Regions from separate parts of the Homo sapiens genome. Here region 2 is linked to region 1. A link is an interaction called in ENCODE POLR2A ChIA-PET data of the cell type or tissue named here. Cell type or tissue: CD4-positive, alpha-beta T cell. All regions are shown on one strand. Region 1 overlaps ANXA11 (annexin A11). Region 2 has its middle 24 kb from the start of PPIF.

Region 1 (2,500 bases):
CTCCACTCCAAGAGTAGAGGGGACAGCGAAGGCAAGACTGATGGTGGAGGGAGGCCACCGGGCAGGGAGATATGAAAGACCCTCGGAGAGTAAACCTGCCTGGGAGAGGGACCCGCAGAGGCAGGGCCTCAGCCTGCATGAAGCTCCAACCCTGCGGGCACCAGAGCCTGTCCTCAGAATTTTCACTGAGGTGTGGCATGGATGGGGCCATCTTCTCTCCTCCTGCCTGCCTCTCCAGACCAGGTGCTGAGAAGGGGGATGGGGGCAAGTGAGGAGGAACTCACTTTCCATACAACGCAGACCGAGAGCACACAGCGTCACACGCAGATCTCTCCGTCACGCTCCTCCATGGCAGGCTTCCCTGGAAGCCAGGCCACTCCTCTTTGTGGGCAGAGTCACCTCTGAGGCCTGCCCACACCAAACAGGCTCACATAAGAGCCAATGCTCAGTCAAATGCTGAGTCCAATTCAGAATTTCTGAGGAGTGGAAAGTGGGCAGCAGAGGAAGAAAGTGACAGAGACACAGTGCTAATATCTGGCTGCCTCGCAGGCCAGCACGTGATGGGCACTCAGGTCCTGGAGGACGCTGAGGTTCTTGCAACAGACACAGTGGCAGTGACAGAAAAAGCCCCCCACCCAAGTCCTGACTCCAAAGTGTGGCCAGGACCTGCTATAGTTTGAATACTTCTGTCTCCCCAAAATTCATTTATTGAAATCCCAACTCCCAGTGTGATGACATTTGGAGGCGGGGCCTCTGGAAGGTTATGAGGTTGGAGTCCTCATGAATGGGATTCATGGCCTTATAAAAGAGATCCCAGAGGGCCCAACCCTTTCCACCATGTGGGGACACAGGGAGAAGGTGCTATCCTATTTGTGAACCAGAAAGTGGGCCCTCACCAGACACTGAGTCTGCTGGCACCTTCATCTTCAACTTCCAGCCTCCAGAACTGTGAGCAATGTACTTCTGTTGTTTATAAGCCACCCGGTCTATGATATTTTATTACAGCAGCTTGAACGGATTTAGACGGAACCTAAGGATGCACGCGCATGTGCGCGCGTGCACACACACACACACACACACACACTCTCTCTCTCTCTCACACACTCCCAAAAAGGGAAACAGTGGGTTGTGTTTATAAGTGCAGGTGGCAGGGGCGGGGAGGAGACACAGGTCTCTGTCTTTGTTTACCCACTTCCGCAAGGGGAAGCCACCGCCAGTTACACCACCTGAGCAGAGGGAGCTTCTGCCAGGGCCCGCCTAGGAGGGACCAGCAAAACAATGGTAGTGAGCTGATGTCAATTGGGCACAAGTCCCAGGGTGGCTGAGGCTTCCCTGTCAATCCCACCCCTCTTAGCTGTCAGGTCACTCCAGTTACTGCAAAGTCCAACCCAGCTTCTCCCAGATCTCCTGGGCCCACAGGGATGTGCCACACCCCAAGTCCTGTGGTAGTTACTATCTACAAGACAACCCTTGCAGCAGCTCTGCCGGAAGGAAGCAGAAACTTCTCTAAACCCTTCCCTCATTTTGCAGTGGGAGGTAAAGGGAAGCTCTGCAGCTCCAAGACACTGGGCCTGAGCCTCACTGACATTGGCTTTCACAATGTCTACCCCTAGATTCTTGGCAGGCTTCTACCACCCCCAATTACTCTCTCTCACACACTCTAAACCAGCTCCCCCATCTTTTCACGGCCCACACTCCCCCGTCAAGGGCCCCAAACATCACAGGACAGTCACAAGGGACTTCTCAATTCTGCTGCATGAGTTTTACCGCAGCCCACACAGCTCTGATATCATCTTCTAACACTGCTGCTAGGCCACTGGGATGGTACACAGGGTTTGGAGTCCAGTGACAATGATTCCATTCTAGCTCTACCTCTTGTTAGCTGTGTGACCCTGGATATATAGATTGACCACTCTGAGCCTTTCTCCTCACCTGTGAAAAGAGGAAAAATGCATCCATCTCATTACACAGCTGTGAGAATGTAGTATTCTCACATATATATATATATATATATATATATATATAGCACTACAACAGGTATTAGCACACAGCAGGTGCTCAGTTAATTTTAACTTAGTCCCTAGGAGGCATTAGCCTGGAGCCAAGGTCTGGTTCCTAACGCAACTGCTTGCTGTGTGACCCCCCTGGGCAACTTAACCTCTCCGAACCTCCATTCTATCTGCAAAGACCTGATGTACCCCACCTACCTTGGATTACTATGAGGACTAAAAGTAAAAAGAACAGGAACGCGCTTTGTAAAGCAGGACACAGTTATCTTCACTCTGTGACCAACACGCCTAGTGGCCAAAGAAGCCAGGCTCTGACATTTCGAGAGGGAGAAAAGGGTCACAGATCCTGGGCACACACTAAACTCAGGTGTCAGGCTCCCGCCAGGGGACCAGCCCAGCCCACACAGTGAGGGGAGTGTCCAGCCAACCCTTAGGGTCCCGGGGCCTCAGGAAAATGCTGGTAAGGGGAGGGGTAGAGGGAGGGCTTTTCA
Region 2 (2,500 bases), 860 kb before region 1:
AAAAATGTGTACAGACACCTATGGCCTAAATAAAGTCCAGGTGTGAGCTGCATCTGCCTCAGTGGTCCCCAGTCCCTGACCTCTGACCCAGGGCCAAATGCTGGTTTAAGTGGCGGGACTGAAATGCAGCCCAGCCCCGTGAGACTCTGGAGCTTAACCACCAAGTTCTATACCTCTAGATTAGCTGGAGAGACCAGTCCCTGCCTAAAGCAGAAATACCCATGGTCTGCAGATCCCAAGACCGGACCCATCTGCCACCATCCCCAGCCCTGAACATGCTGTCTTTGGCCACCATAACACACTACCCTGTTCTCATGCCCATATCTTTGCCAATGTCTGCCCCTCCTCCTGGAATGCCACTCTAGACTTTTGGGAATGCCTGTGCACCCTTATCCTCCTTCCCTGGAAACTGCCATCTGCCGCTGCAGAAGGGCAGACATGTTTGACCCACATGACCAAACCCCCCTTGACCCCAGCCCATTAGACCAGGAGGGACACGTGTCGCGAAGGACTAGCTGGCCAGTGACCAATCATGTTACCCCTGCCCCAGTCAAGAATCTGACCTGAGGCACAAAGATTGCAGGTGCCATTGTGGCCCCGGCTGGATCTAAGGCCTGACCTGCCTCTTCCCCTGCTCTCAGTGGATCTCTGTTACTAGGCTCAGTCTTTGCCTTTGACTTTTTCCCTCCCCTCCAGGCTGCATGATTTCCCTTTTTCTTTTTATGACTTTGCTTATATCAAAAGTTAAGTCTTATGTCAACCTTGTCATGAGAACAAAAGAAGCTTTCTAGCTTTTAACTAAAAGGATGTCAGTTAACAACGGAAATATATGTCAAACAGAAACAGGGTCTCAGCTTTGTGGTCTTGGGAACCCTCTCTTCCTATTACTACTGCTTATTATCCAGGACCTGGCGTCTTCCCTTTGTCACCCAGGGCCCGGTGTCTTCCCCTCACCACCCGGCACCTAGTAGTCTTCCCTGGAGCTAGTGTCTTCCCTGAGAGGCAAGACAGACCAGCCCAGCCAGAGTGCTGCTGGTAACATCACAGAGACGGCAGGCCCCATCTTTGGCAGCTCCCCAGACTCTCTGTGGTTTGGTTTTGTAGCCTGACACTCGAGGTGGCTCACAACTTCCTTCTGGAGTGAACATTTAACATCCTGCCTGCCCGTCACCCCTCCCTTCTTCAGGGAACCGTACTCGCTTTCTTCTGAGCATCACTCTGCGCCTCTTACTGCCCCTCTCTGATATGTGAGCCAGGCCATGCTGCTGTAATAAACACCAAACTATCAGTGGCTCAAGACAATGCCCATGTCACAGCCCAATGTGGGTGCCCCTGGTTGGACGCTGTCTATGTGGTCATTCACTAACCCAGGTCCTTCTCATCTGGTAGCTCTGCTCTCCTTAAAATTTTCTGCATTCAGCTGGCAGATGAGGAAAACCAAAGGAGTATCCCATAGAGAGTAAGTTTATGGGCCAGGCCCACATTTATTGGCTAGAGTTCAATCTCATGACTGTGATTGACCTACAATTTCAGTTAGCTACACCTAACTACAAAGGTAGCAGGGAGGGTCTTCAGAGAGAAGGCAAAGATCCAGGGAAAGGCACTTCAGCTATGTGCCTAGACAGGAGACAGAGTCCTAGGGAAGGATTCTGTTTGTTCCAGCTGGGTTCTGTGTCCATTCCCTGGCCTGGTCATTTTGAACTGGAAGGCAGAGTTGTTATCAGCTCCCATGGATTCAAATGAACATTTAGACAGTGTATCAGTTAGGTTTTGCGGCAGAACAAACAGCTATTTATTATTAATGGCCTAAAACAACCATTCATTTTTGCCTCTGAGACTGTGGGTTGAGTGAGAAGTTCTGTCGACTGGGCCAGGCTCATATGATCTCAGTTGGGCTCACTCACGTGTCTGAGGCCAGCAGGCAGGCTAGTTTAGAATGGCCTCACTCGCATATTTGGTAGCTGGCTTGCAGTTAACTGGAGTGAGGCTCCCTGGGCTTGTTCAAATGGTCGCCTCAGGATTGTACAGCATCACTTCAGCCTCATTTCATTGGTCAAAACAAGTCCCAAGACGAGCCGAGATTCAAGGCCTGGGAAAACAGACTTCTCCTCTTGATAGGGACAGCTACAACATCACATTGCAAGTTGCCGTGAATAACGGAAAGAAAATTGCAGGGTAGACAATTGCAACCTACCACAGCCAGTCTCTGCCACATAATCCCCTGGGAGCCAACACAGCCCTGCCTGCCAGTCCACAGTGACTGGTCTGCGGATGCAGGCACCAATCAGAATCCTTCCCTAGCATTTTCCATCCTGGTGCTAGCATATCCCAGTCACACCTGTGTCTTCCTCAGTTACATGAGCCAGTGAATCCCCTTTCACAGAGACCCACATTTGACTTGGGTCTCTACCGGGCACTGCTTAAGCCTCTGGAGAAACATCTGACAAATGCAACCCCTTACTGTTTGGTTGACCCACGCCTAAGGTGCACTTGATGCACC

The links. ChIA-PET counts read pairs that join two places held together with the same protein. Peaks named below come from ENCODE experiments on the same cell type or tissue, not always from the same donor. Only the 100,000 strongest peaks of a DNase experiment are listed, where the experiment ranks them.
Region 2: POLR2A ChIA-PET joins it to region 1 with 6 read pairs; 2 of 35 experiments call an interaction of 5 or more read pairs at or near these places.

The regions. Positions count from the first base shown.
Region 1 is chr10:80,186,487-80,188,986 of GRCh38, forward strand. The region is part of intron 1 of ANXA11 (annexin A11); the gene reads right to left. Among named protein-coding and RNA genes, the nearest start is that of ANXA11, 18 kb to the right of the region's middle. RefSeq lists enhancers at 1-158, 1,799-1,898. In CD4-positive, alpha-beta T cell, no CTCF peak of the experiment used is centred here; DNase peaks (open chromatin) are centred at 355, 1,165, 1,525 and 1,615; H3K4me3 peaks cover 1,399 bases; H3K27ac peaks cover 2,258 bases.
Region 2 is chr10:79,322,295-79,324,794 of GRCh38, forward strand. No RefSeq gene overlaps it. Among named protein-coding and RNA genes, the nearest start is that of PPIF, 24 kb to the right of the region's middle. RefSeq lists cis regulatory regions at 453-1,365, 819-1,319, 826-1,326, 846-1,346, 869-1,369. In CD4-positive, alpha-beta T cell, no CTCF peak of the experiment used is centred here; a DNase peak (open chromatin) is centred at 1,087; H3K4me3 peaks cover 607 bases; H3K27ac peaks cover 1,190 bases.